Regions from separate parts of the Homo sapiens genome. Here region 2 is linked to region 1. The links are chromatin contacts, found by Hi-C or POLR2A ChIA-PET in ENCODE. All regions are on one chromosome and are shown on one strand. The core of a region is the stretch at or near the end of the contact, and the rest is flanking DNA. Distances in the headings are between cores, read along the strand shown. Region 1 has its middle 140 kb from the start of SLC24A2. Region 2 has its middle 250 kb from the start of SLC24A2.

Evidence for each region. A loop is a pair of places that touch in the nucleus more often than their neighbours do. ChIA-PET counts read pairs that join two places held with the same protein, here RNA polymerase II (POLR2A). Pooled maps may share reads with other maps.
Region 2: a loop to region 1 is called in a map of naive thymus-derived CD4-positive, alpha-beta T cell, with 2.5 times the contacts of the local background. The contact joins two enhancer-like sites. A Hi-C loop is called at or near these places in 2 of 168 maps with a recorded cell type or tissue (GM12878 and naive thymus-derived CD4-positive, alpha-beta T cell), 13 of 37 single-sample maps with no recorded cell type and 12 of 50 pooled maps. POLR2A ChIA-PET finds 5 or more read pairs at or near these places in 1 of 52 experiments (activated CD4-positive, alpha-beta T cell).

The regions. Positions count from the first base shown.
Region 1 is chr9:19,923,488-19,929,224 of GRCh38, forward strand. It overlaps a transcript of SLC24A2 not described here. Among named protein-coding and RNA genes, the nearest start is that of SLC24A2, 140 kb to the left of the region's middle. RefSeq lists enhancers at 2,664-2,958, 2,884-2,993. Within about 2 kb of position 2,949, at least 3 of the 41 ENCODE cell types and tissues checked have a DNase peak (open chromatin) inside an H3K27ac peak, as active enhancers do.
Region 2 is chr9:20,039,386-20,044,629 of GRCh38, forward strand. It overlaps a transcript of SLC24A2 not described here. Among named protein-coding and RNA genes, the nearest start is that of SLC24A2, 250 kb to the left of the region's middle. Within about 2 kb of position 3,751, at least 2 of the 41 ENCODE cell types and tissues checked have a DNase peak (open chromatin) inside an H3K27ac peak, as active enhancers do.

The sequences.
Region 1 (5,737 bases), core at 1,699-4,198:
CTCCCTACCTACCCAGCCACACATCAAGAAGCAGTCCTTTGTCATTTATTAGCCCACCTTGGAAGCCACATTGCCGCAGTTCTGCTGTGCTCTTGGTTGAAGCAGTCACAAGCCCACCCCACTCATGGAGGAATGACAAGTTCACATTGTTGAAGAACATATGAAATGGGGATATAGTTGTTGTCACCTTTGGAGAATGTGATCTGCCAAACATCCCCCAACAAAGACAAATAAATAGATAGTTGGATCATTTCTTTCTTTTTACTTTTTTTCTGTTTTGAGACAGAGTTGTTCTTGTTGCCCAGGCTGGAGTGCGATGGCACAATCTTGGCTCATTGCAATCTCCGCCTCCCAGGTTCAAGTGATTCTCCTGCCTCAGCCTCCCGAGTAGCTGGGATTACAGGTGTGCACCACCATGTCTGGCTAATTTTTGTATTTTTAGTAGAGACAGGGTTTCACCAGGCTGGTCTCGAACTCCTTACTTCAGGTGGTACACCTGCCTCGGCCTCCCAAACGGCTGAGATTACAGAGAGTTGGATCATTTCTAAAGGGAAGTGGGTAGCAAGGGTGATGAACAAACAGAAATTACACTGTGTTCACTCCGTTATGCCACCGTCATGCCTGTGAGGGAGCAGAGCAGCTGGCTGTACAATTTCTTTAAGGAACATGGATATATACCCAGTTGGTTCAGGCAATGGGTGTTACTATCAAACTGTTTGCAGAGGAGTAAGGAAAACAAAAATGAGAGTAGCCAGGATGTCCTTCTCAGTCAGCTGAGATGTGACAGCTTGTTTAGGGTGGTTGTGCAATTTCAGATGTGTCATCCCCAGCCTCAGATATCAGTGTTTCTCTTTGCTAGAGCTCTACCATTATGGCTGCTTTTGGGGGAGTCCACCACCCCATTTCTCCTGCAGTTACCAGTTACCTTATTCCCTGCTTTTCCCCTTTTCTTGACTTACACCCCTTGTGGCTTCTAGAATGTCATCTTGGTCAGGTTTCCATCACTGATCTAGTCAGCTGTGTCCATCAGTGGGATCAGTGCTTCCAGATATCTACCCAGCAGAAGCCACTGAGGGTGTGGCTCCTCCTCAAGAGCCAGTAAGGACCCCATGAGGGTGTGACTCCTCCTTAAGAGCAAATAAGGATCCCATGTCTTATGGCTCAAAATAAATACTTTTCATTGCCTGCAGATGTTAATTTCCTAAGGTTAGGCCCAGGGTGAATAAAGGAGGAGAAAAGAAGACTGAATCTCTGAGGGTAAAACACAGGACAAAGTGAAATGACTTCTTCACCAAAGTAACCACCAAACTGCCTAGCATCTTCCTGCTCTCCTGTCTCTGGGAGAGTCTATTGTTTGCCCCATAATTACTATCCTTCAGCTCATTTGGCTCTTAATCATGCCTTTGAATGCAGCACAGACAGAATGAACCCAGCTCTTCTGACTGTTCTAGGCTCAGTACTCTTGAAAGTCAGGCTTCAAGTAGAGTCAATTCTAAGGGGTCTTTGGCCCCAGAGCAGTCAATGCATCAAAGTGGAATTTTCTATAGCATGCTTGGACCCTTGGCATCCAGCACCAAAGTAAAACACAGCTTGCCTTACATAAGGGAGCCTACATTATCACTCCCAGAATAACTGGTGACCCCACAGACCTGCACAGATGTGCTGTAGAACAAACAAACATCAGACGTTCTCTATAAGGACAGGTCTAGGCTGCACCTTTATCTATATCCAGTCAAAGATATATAGATTTATAGTGACCCAGAAAAGAATGCAGAGGAACCTGGAGAAAGCACCCTGCTGCTTAGATCTACAAATTTTGTTCATCTCATATATATAGGCACAGACAAAAAGGAATGTTGACAGGCTGTATTTACTTGATCTTTTTGTCATCTCTTAGAATCTAATACATGTGAAAATTTTGGCATAGGTAAGCACAATTACTTGTGGTAGACATATATATTTGTGAAGCTGTAACTCCTTGTGTATATATGTTTTATTCTTTACACATTAGTTCTTGCTGCCAAAAAGCTCTACATTTTATAATTCAATCAGCCAACACCTGTACCAAGATTTGGTCACTGGGAACTTCAAATATTTCGTATTTGAGAATGGGGAAAGAAAATCTGCAGAAAAAAAAATTGACCAGAACCTGCGTCATGTATTTTTCACAGGAAAGCTAATTATTAGAGGAGGATAAAAACCTGAGGTTCCCTGACTAGGGAGTGGAGTCTAGACAAGGGATCTGATGTGACAGGGTTCCTTCTCTATCCTCTTCAAAATGTAAGGAATGTTTGGCTTCTGGATTGTGTCAGAAAATAGAAGTAACAAATAGTCTTTATTCATAAAAAACTGGCTTTTCCTGACAGAGATTTTAATCGTGTGCTACACACGTGAATCCTTTTTAAAGAAATTGCTAGGGGCTGGGGAATTTCCAAGCCAACCTCCATTAACCTGCAGATTGAGCAAGACACACATCTGTTCTTTAATTGCACAGTATTTCGAATCAAAACAAACAAGCCCTTCCACAGAAAAGGGCCTGTTTTCCTGGTGATGGTTTTGGCTCGAGTTACCCTTTGTGTTGAGTATGTCTACTCTTCAGGCCATAAGGTAGCGATCTCACCGACACCTCCCTGTGTCACGATTCCCCTTAGTAGTCTGTGCTGCAGTCACTAAGCATGACCACTAGATGGCGGGAGAGGACTGAGTTGAGGTTATGGCGGCGGCTCCTTTCTCCCTGCAGGGTGGGAGGAACGCTGTTGTCTCTTTTTCTTCCTGCCCCTTTGTTTGACTTCACCATTCTCTGTTTCCTTTTCGCTCCGCTGTAGTTACGTGACTCACCTTTCATTCAGTACCTCCCTTCAAGGAAAGCCCTGTCTCCTGTCCTTGGACTGGGATCACACAGAGTTCTTGGGATGACCCTGGCTCTCCCGCGCCAGCCGCTCTGCTGCCAAGCGCAAGCATTCGCTCCCAGATGCTTCGCCCAGTTCTTTGCAAATGTCATCCAATCAGTGTCCAGGTGTTCACGGCTCATCACTGGCTTACTGCTCTGGTCTACATAGCTTGGGACATTGCTGTTTATGCAGGTATAAAAAAAAAAAAAGAAAAACAAAAGAAAGAAGGAACGGCAGCATCACAGAATGTGAATCAGAATATTAGTCTGTGGTACTGGGAGAGAAAAAGAAGATTCCCCAGAGAGGATGAAGACCAAACAGACTGCAGACCTGCCATCTCTCTACACTGCACTTGGATTGGCCATTTGCTGTATGCACCCGGGAAAAAAATTCAGAGGACCATGCTGTTGTGATAGCTGACCTAAAGACATTCTGGAGAGCACATGAGTTTGATTTTTACAAATGACTTAATAATCTGGGGGACCAAGCCAGGGCTGCAGAGTCTGGAAGAGCCCCCGCCAGCGGTGAGCAGAGGAGGAGGAGACCCAGAGTCAGGGGTGGTAGAGGAACGGGGTTTCCCAGGCCTCTTTTCACAGCAATTAGAGGTCTGTGTTCTCCTTGAGGCAGGGGCGTAACTCCCACAAGTGTTAATGAGATTTAACGAAGAGAAAGGGAGACTCCAGAGCTGCATTTCCAGTCGGGGCTTCCACAGCAGCAGAAGAGGACAGAGTTCTGCTGCTTCCAGCCGGACCTGGCAGAGAGTCCTGGAAGCCTGGACCTTAGCATGTTACCTTCATCAGCAATTCCACACTCCAGCCGGCATCGTAAGTCCCCAACCTGTGGTCGCCTAGCCCCTTCTACGAACCTTGTGAAGAGAAGCTGCCTGTGCCTTGGGCTAGAAAGTTCTCTCGCACTCTATCCAGTGCTTAAGCTCGCCTGCCTAGGTTTACATCCCAGCTCTGCTGAGTTTCCAGCTAAGCCTAGTTTCCTCCTCCAAAAAATGGAGATAATAAATGGCACCTACTTCACTTGCGGATCTAATGAAAGTCAAGAGCTTAGCACAATGTTTGACCATATAAAGTACCTCTGAGTGATGATGATGATGAATTTGGGCCTAGAATTGACATCTTAGTCATATGAGGCAGAACCTAGTTCTAAGGAAACACACCTCAGTGCCATGATAGAAACATTTCATCATGAAAACCTAAGCAGTTGTGCAATGAAAATCCCTGTCATTTACAACAATTCCCCCACCCCCCACGTACTTGGGATAAATTAGAACCAGGATGGGCCAAGTTTCTCGTCTCGCCTCCTCTTTTCCTCAGTGGCAACCGTGTGATTTATGGCTCTGACGGGAGAGCCAACCAAACTCAGTTGTTTCAGCTGATTGTCCCCGTGAGTTTTCAGGTTGATGTGAAATCCAATGGGGTGTGAACTGAAACCCAAGATCTCCTGAAAGCCCCATGCACTAAGCTCAGTAAGGGACCAAACCAAACCAAACCAAAGCTCCCTCCCTCTTGCCTGGCACTCCTGGAGCTCACAAAAAGCCTGCCACTTGTGAGCCTGTGTGCCTGGAAGGGTCTGCTGCACCTGGCTGGGGGCCCCTGGGCCATTGTTTTCCTGGCAGCAGCAAGGAGGCAGGTCTTCGGCTCACTCCTGGAGCTGGCCCCACACCAGCGACCTCAGAAACCAGGCAGGCTTTCATCCTGGGGTCTCCTAGGGGTTGGTTACACAGAGAGAGTGAGGCTTTGTTGGAAGACTCTCAGAGGCCTGGCCAGGTTTTCCTCTCACAGCCAAGAAGCAGGTTCTAGTTCTTTCCAAACCCTTGATACCTTCTAAACTGAAAAGCGGCTGCCCACTCAGAATTTGGGCTAGGCCATGGAGATGCTAAAAACCTTATCTTTTAAAAGGGAATTGTTACTGTCTCTCTGAAAAGACTGCAGGGTTTCTAGGAGATTCTGAAATGATGTATACAGCTAGAGTCTAAAAAGGTGGAAGGAGAGGTTTCTGGGTAGGGGGTTAAAAGTGTAAGCTCTGGAGGCAGGCAGACCTGGGAGCAAGTCCCAGCTCATACTCTTCATAGCTGAGTGACCTTGAGAAAGTCACTCAATCCCTCTGAGGTTCTCTTTGTTCTTTTGCTCCCTGCTCACTCTTCATCTTACCCTGTCTAGCCCAACGTTTTTGGTAGTTCATGTTCCAGTCAGAAGAAAAGACCAGTGAGAACTGGGATTTATAATAATTACAATCATCAAAATTAACTGAGTACAGTGCTCAGCAATTTATATCAATTTCATGTAATCCTGAGAACCCTTTTATAAGGTAGGCATTGCACTGATTCACATTTTACCAGTGAGGAAATAGAAGTTTAGGAAGGTTGCCAAAAACTTAGAATGACCTTTCTAAAATATGTCTGGTTCTATTAGTCTTTGGTTTAAAATCTTACCATGGATTTATCTTCAGGATAAAATAAAATTCTTTAACACAGAAAAAAGGACCCTTCCATGCTGTGAGCCTTCAGGATTCAGTGGTTAACCAGTATCATCTTTCTAACTTCCTGACCTGCAAGTCTCCCTCTGACCACACTGAGCTTTCACCCTTCCCTAGCTGACTGAGGTGTTCTTGCACCTCCAAGAATCTGCACACAATCTTTTCTTCTTCCTTCATATCCTTCTGGATCTGGCTAACTCTGACTATCCTTCAAGACATGGTTGGGTATCGCTTTGTCTGGAGAATAACCTGTATGCCCCCAAAGATGGGGATAAACACCCTTTCTAGATGATCTGGTAGTTTCTGAGTCTGCTTCTAACAAGGTTAACTCCAAATTCCTCAGCCCAAGACTGAAGGGA
Region 2 (5,244 bases), core at 2,501-5,000, 120 kb after region 1:
AGGGAAAGGTTGGGAGGGAAACCCAGTCCAGGGCAGGAGGAAATTTCTGGAAGGTGCAAGAACAATGGTGGACATTAGGGAGCAGAAGCTGTGATAACAATGTTATTCCCATGGGTGACCCAACTATATTGGGAAGAATTTAGGAGCAGGTGAGACAAGCAGGAGGGCAGGAGGTTGGCATTGTGGAAATAGGCAGCAAGTCCCCAGTTCCTGGGCTTAGGTTTCGGGACATGTTTCCACTCCCCAGGGGTGGCTCACTGTCAGGGCAACTTGGAGCCCACTGCTGGAAACTTGGAGGTACTGGGCACAGGGGAAGAAAATGGGGATTCAGTTGTAAGAATTGGAGAATGAGGTAGGAACCAAGTCACAGAAACAAGGATAAAAAGTCTCTCCCATATCAGGAAAGAGGCAGAGCTGGAACTGTAGGGAAGAGATAGCAAGGACCAAGGATACCAGATATGAGGATGCTGAGAAAGTTCTCTGTAGCTTTAATATTCCTTCATTTATTCATCCATTCACTCAGCTTAGGCAGAGGTCAAATGATGGGTTCTAAATATGTGCTAAGTTGTATGGTCAAGTCTCATCTTTTCCGTTTCCCAGCTCTGTGTCATTGGGTGAGTAACTAAACACTAACTTTTGATTATAAAATAAGGTTGAAATTATTTCATAAATTGATTGTTGTGAAGTATGTAAACATGTACATGGCACAGTTCCAAGAACAAGGTATGTGCTCAACAAATGGAAGCTATCATCATTCATTCATTCAACATGTAACCAACACTTACCATCTTGAATCTAAGTCAAGAGCGATGGAACGATTTTTTGTTGTTGTTAGTGTTTAAAGATTTTGGTGCTATTAAAAATCTTGGTGCTATGTTTTGTTGTAATAAATAGAACAAAAATAGGTATATGGGAGAAGTTTGAGAGACATTTTGCTCTAAGGAATGTGAAAAGCAGCCAGAGAAACTCATGCTAATGCTAATATGGTTCAGAATGATTCCAGCTTTAGGGTGGGAAGGAGGGCTGGTTAAGATGGAATAATGAATCAAATGGTGGTTATGCTGTTGCTAGGACTTCTGAGCTTACAGCAAGATACCAGAGGGTCTTGCTGGCTCTATCCCAATGTGCGTCACCCATTTCTTTTCAACCCCCACCAAATGACCGAGGCAAAAATGCCTTCAAGGGCAGGAATCTGAGTTCCCATTGGCTCTACTTTTCCAAGATCCACTTCTAGACTTATTCTTTGTGGCTACATAGAAATACATGAATTAAGTTCTGAGGTTCTAAGTGGTTGCAGAACTAGCTGGGATTGCCCACAGTCATTCATCAGTGAAGATGCATCATGGCTATTTACAATTATTTTTCCTTCTGGAAAGCTAACCCAGGGAAGGGAAAGGACAGCACAGCCCCAGAGCCTACACAAGCTGCTTTCCACATGTATTTTGTAGTTTTAATCCTCACAACAAGCCTAAGAGTTGAGCCGTTTGTCTACCTGTGGCAGACAAGGGTTAGAAGCTTAATAATTTTCTATGGGTCACACAACCTATATGAAGGGGAGACAGGACCTGTGCACAGATCTGTTTAATTCCTAACGTAATGCTTTTATTCTCTCCTAAAAAGGGCAGCTCTGCTAATTACAGGCTCTGAATTTTTTTTAGGACATCGACTTTCTTTTAAAGAAGCAATGTCTAAAAATAAAGCAGGTTAACCTGTGTGCTTGCATATGAGAATGAGGAGAGAGAAAGAGAGAGAGTGCGTGTGTGTACGCGTGCGCGCGTGCGCACGTGTGCGCGCAGAAGCATGCATGAGAAAAAGAAAGAGAGATAGGGAGGTATTTCTTCTTTCATATACAAAGCAGCAGCCCCTCCTCTGTCTTTTTCATTCCAGTGTAATCTATGCACATGCAAAATAATTACTTCTTCCTGTAGGAAGTGTCAGTCCTCCAAGCAAAGAAGAAAAGGCTACAGCATATGTTACCGACACATGTTTTTGCTAGTCTTGTCTCTGTTCCGCCTGCTGTGGCAATCAGCTTTTGCAAATACTGTCACTTACCAAATACAAAAAGCATGTGCATGCCCAGCCAATGGCCTGGGATAAACACAGCCAGGCTTTCTGACTTGGAACATCCACCCAGGACAGGGGTTTTGTTTCCAAAGAACAAAACCAGCCTTGTATCATCAAAATCAGTGGTGGGGAGGGAGAGAGGGCAGTTACGATAGAGGAAAGACATGGACCCAACCCAACAAACTGCTTCAGGGTCTGCCTCATACATATGAAGGAAAATTGATAGTATTTGATAGGAGGTCTGCTCAATTCAGCCAAAGGAAAGATGGGCAGGGCTCAAAAACACTGCTGGAGAAGTTGGTATCTGGCCAAATGGCTAAGTAGCCAGTCGGGGGTCTAAGAAGCACATGCACAGAAGGGCTTTGAGCTCTGCCTCTTGGCAGGATGCCCACCCATCAAGTTCTTCCAGAGTGGGGAGTTGGCAATGCGCACTCCTAATCCCAGAAGCACTTGACAGGTAGGCTTGCTGCCGAGAGCCCCCCTTTCTGTCCCCTCAGGTGCCAGACTCTGCACTGTGGCCGCAGCAGCTACAAGCGCTACCATGAGACAAAGGAGAAGAGTCTGGCACCTGTGGTGGGGAGCCTGTCATCTTGTGGTGGGACATTTGCCTGGTACTTCCTGGCCTGGCAAATGTGCCACTGAGGGGAGCACTGTCCCTGGTGGGCAGACTGTGGCAGGAATTGGCTGGGGTCAAGAGGGCACAGCTCTGGAGATCTCCAACCTGCCATGAGTCCAGCACTTTCCAGAAGGCAGCCTCTAAGTATATTTAAATAATAAGCAGGAAGAAATGGTGGACATTTGTGGTGTCTAGGGAAAGGAAAAGAACAACTTCACTTAAAGATACAGTCACAAGAGAGAAATCTGAACTGAGTGTACACCCCTGAGGAACTCTGGAATATCTGAGAAAGCATCAAGGATTTCATTTGCATAAGGACATCTGAGCCTTCTGGAAGAAATGTTATAGAGGACTTTTAGAGCTGACAGCTTGATTCTGCAATCCTAGATCTAAGATTTCTGAAGTAAGAATGAAAACCAAAGTTATCTAACCCTAGGGGACTGAGTCATGGGAGAAAGCACCCACCAAGGTAGGGGTGAGAGGACATGGCCTTCCTTCTGGGTCCTAGGCCTTATTGCTAAGGGACATGTTCATTTATCCTTCCAATATTCTCCTTTTCAGTAGCAGAGAATGCAGGCATACCTCCTTTTATTGTGCTTTGCTTTATTGCACTTTGCAGGTAGTGTGTTTTTTACAAATTGAAGGTTTGTGGCAACAATATCTATGTGCCATTTTTCCAACAGCATGTGCTCACTTCATGTCTCTGTGTCATGTTTTGATAATGCTTGCAATATTTCAAACTTTTTCATTATTATTTTATCTGTTGTGGTGGTCTGTGACCAGTAATCTTTGATGTCACTATTTTAATTGCTTTGAGGCACCACAAGCCATGCCCATGTAAGATGGAAAACTTAATTGATAAATGTTATGTGTATTTTAATGGCTCCAATGACTGGCTTTTCCCCATTTCTCTCCTTCTCCTTGGGTCTCCCTATTTCCTAGACACGATATGGAAATTGGACCAATTAATAACCCTACAATGGCCTGTAGGTGTTCAGGTGAAAGAAAGAGTCACACACCTTTCACTTTAATTCAAAAGCCACAAATGATTAAGCTTAGTGAGGAAGGCATGTCGAAAGCTGAGACACGCCAAAAGCTAGGGCTCTTGCACCAGTTAGCAAAGGTATAAATGTAAAGGAAATGTTCTTGAAGGAAATTAAAAGTGCTACTCCAGTGAGCAAAAGAACGAAAAGAAAGTGAAACAAACTTATTACCTATATGGAGATATACAGAGTGATGAATGTTGTTTTCTTGCCTGCTAACACAACACCCATTCTGCAGCCCATGTGTCAAGCAGTAATTTTGACTTTCAAGTCTCATTATTTAGAAAGTACATTTTGTAAGGTGATAGCTGCCATAGATAGTGATTCTCTCTGATGGATCTGGACAAAGTATATTGAAAAGCTTCTGGAAAGGATTCACTATTCTGGATGCCATTAAGGGCATTTGTGATTCATACCAGGAGATCAAAACATCAACATTAATGGGAGTTTGGAAGAAGCTGATTCCAGCCCTCATAGATGACCTTGAGAGGTTTAAGACTTCAGTGAGAAAGTCACTGCAGATGTGGTGGGAATAGTAAGAGAACTTGAATTAGAAGTGAAACCTGAAGATGGCACCGAATGGCCACAATCTCATGACAAAACTTGAACAGATAAGGAATTGCTTCTTATGGAGGAGGAAAGAAAGTAGTTTATTGAGATGCAATATGCTTCTGATGAAGTTGCTGTGTTGAAATGATGAAGAGGATTTAGAATAAACTTAGTTGATAAAGCAGTGGCAGGGTTTTGAGAGGACTGACCGATTTTGAAAGAATTTCTACTGTGGGTAAAATGCTATCAAACAGTATCACATGCTACAGAAAAAAATCTTTCATAAAAGGAAAAATCAATCAATGCAGCAAATTTCATTGTTGTCTCATTTTAAGAAATTGCCAGAGCCATCCCAACCATCAGCAACCACTACCCTGGTCAGCAGCCATCAACGTCAAGACAAGACCCTCTACCAGCAAAAGATTATAACTCACTGAAGGCTTAGATGATCACTAGCACTTTTTTTTTTAGCAGTAAAGTATTTTTTATTGTGTATATTTTGAAACACAATGCAAACTTTTTATACATAATGGTATTCCACACTTAATAGACTATAGTGTAAACGTAACTTTTACATGCACGACGAAACCAAAAAATGTTGGTGACTTGCTTTATTGTGATGGTCTGGAACCTGAACCTGAAATATCTCTGAGGTATTCCTGTATATGCTAAGCCTTAAAGCCTAAAGGTCTGCAATCACAAAAGACAGAACCTACCATTTCTGCTCTGAAAAGAGCAGTATTTGTGAGCACAGGATCCCCGAACCACCATGAACGCATGGGGAGGGCAGGGAGGATGTTTAGTTTCACTTAACATTGGGAGGCAGGGTTGTGCTCATGGCTGTGGAGTTACCGCTCATTCCATTCCTTTTGCTGGGTCAAGGAAACCAGGATATCTAGGTGGAAGATTCTGGGCTTGGGTCCTCACTGGGTCCTTGGGACAACGCATATTTTATCTCATCTAATCAATTGG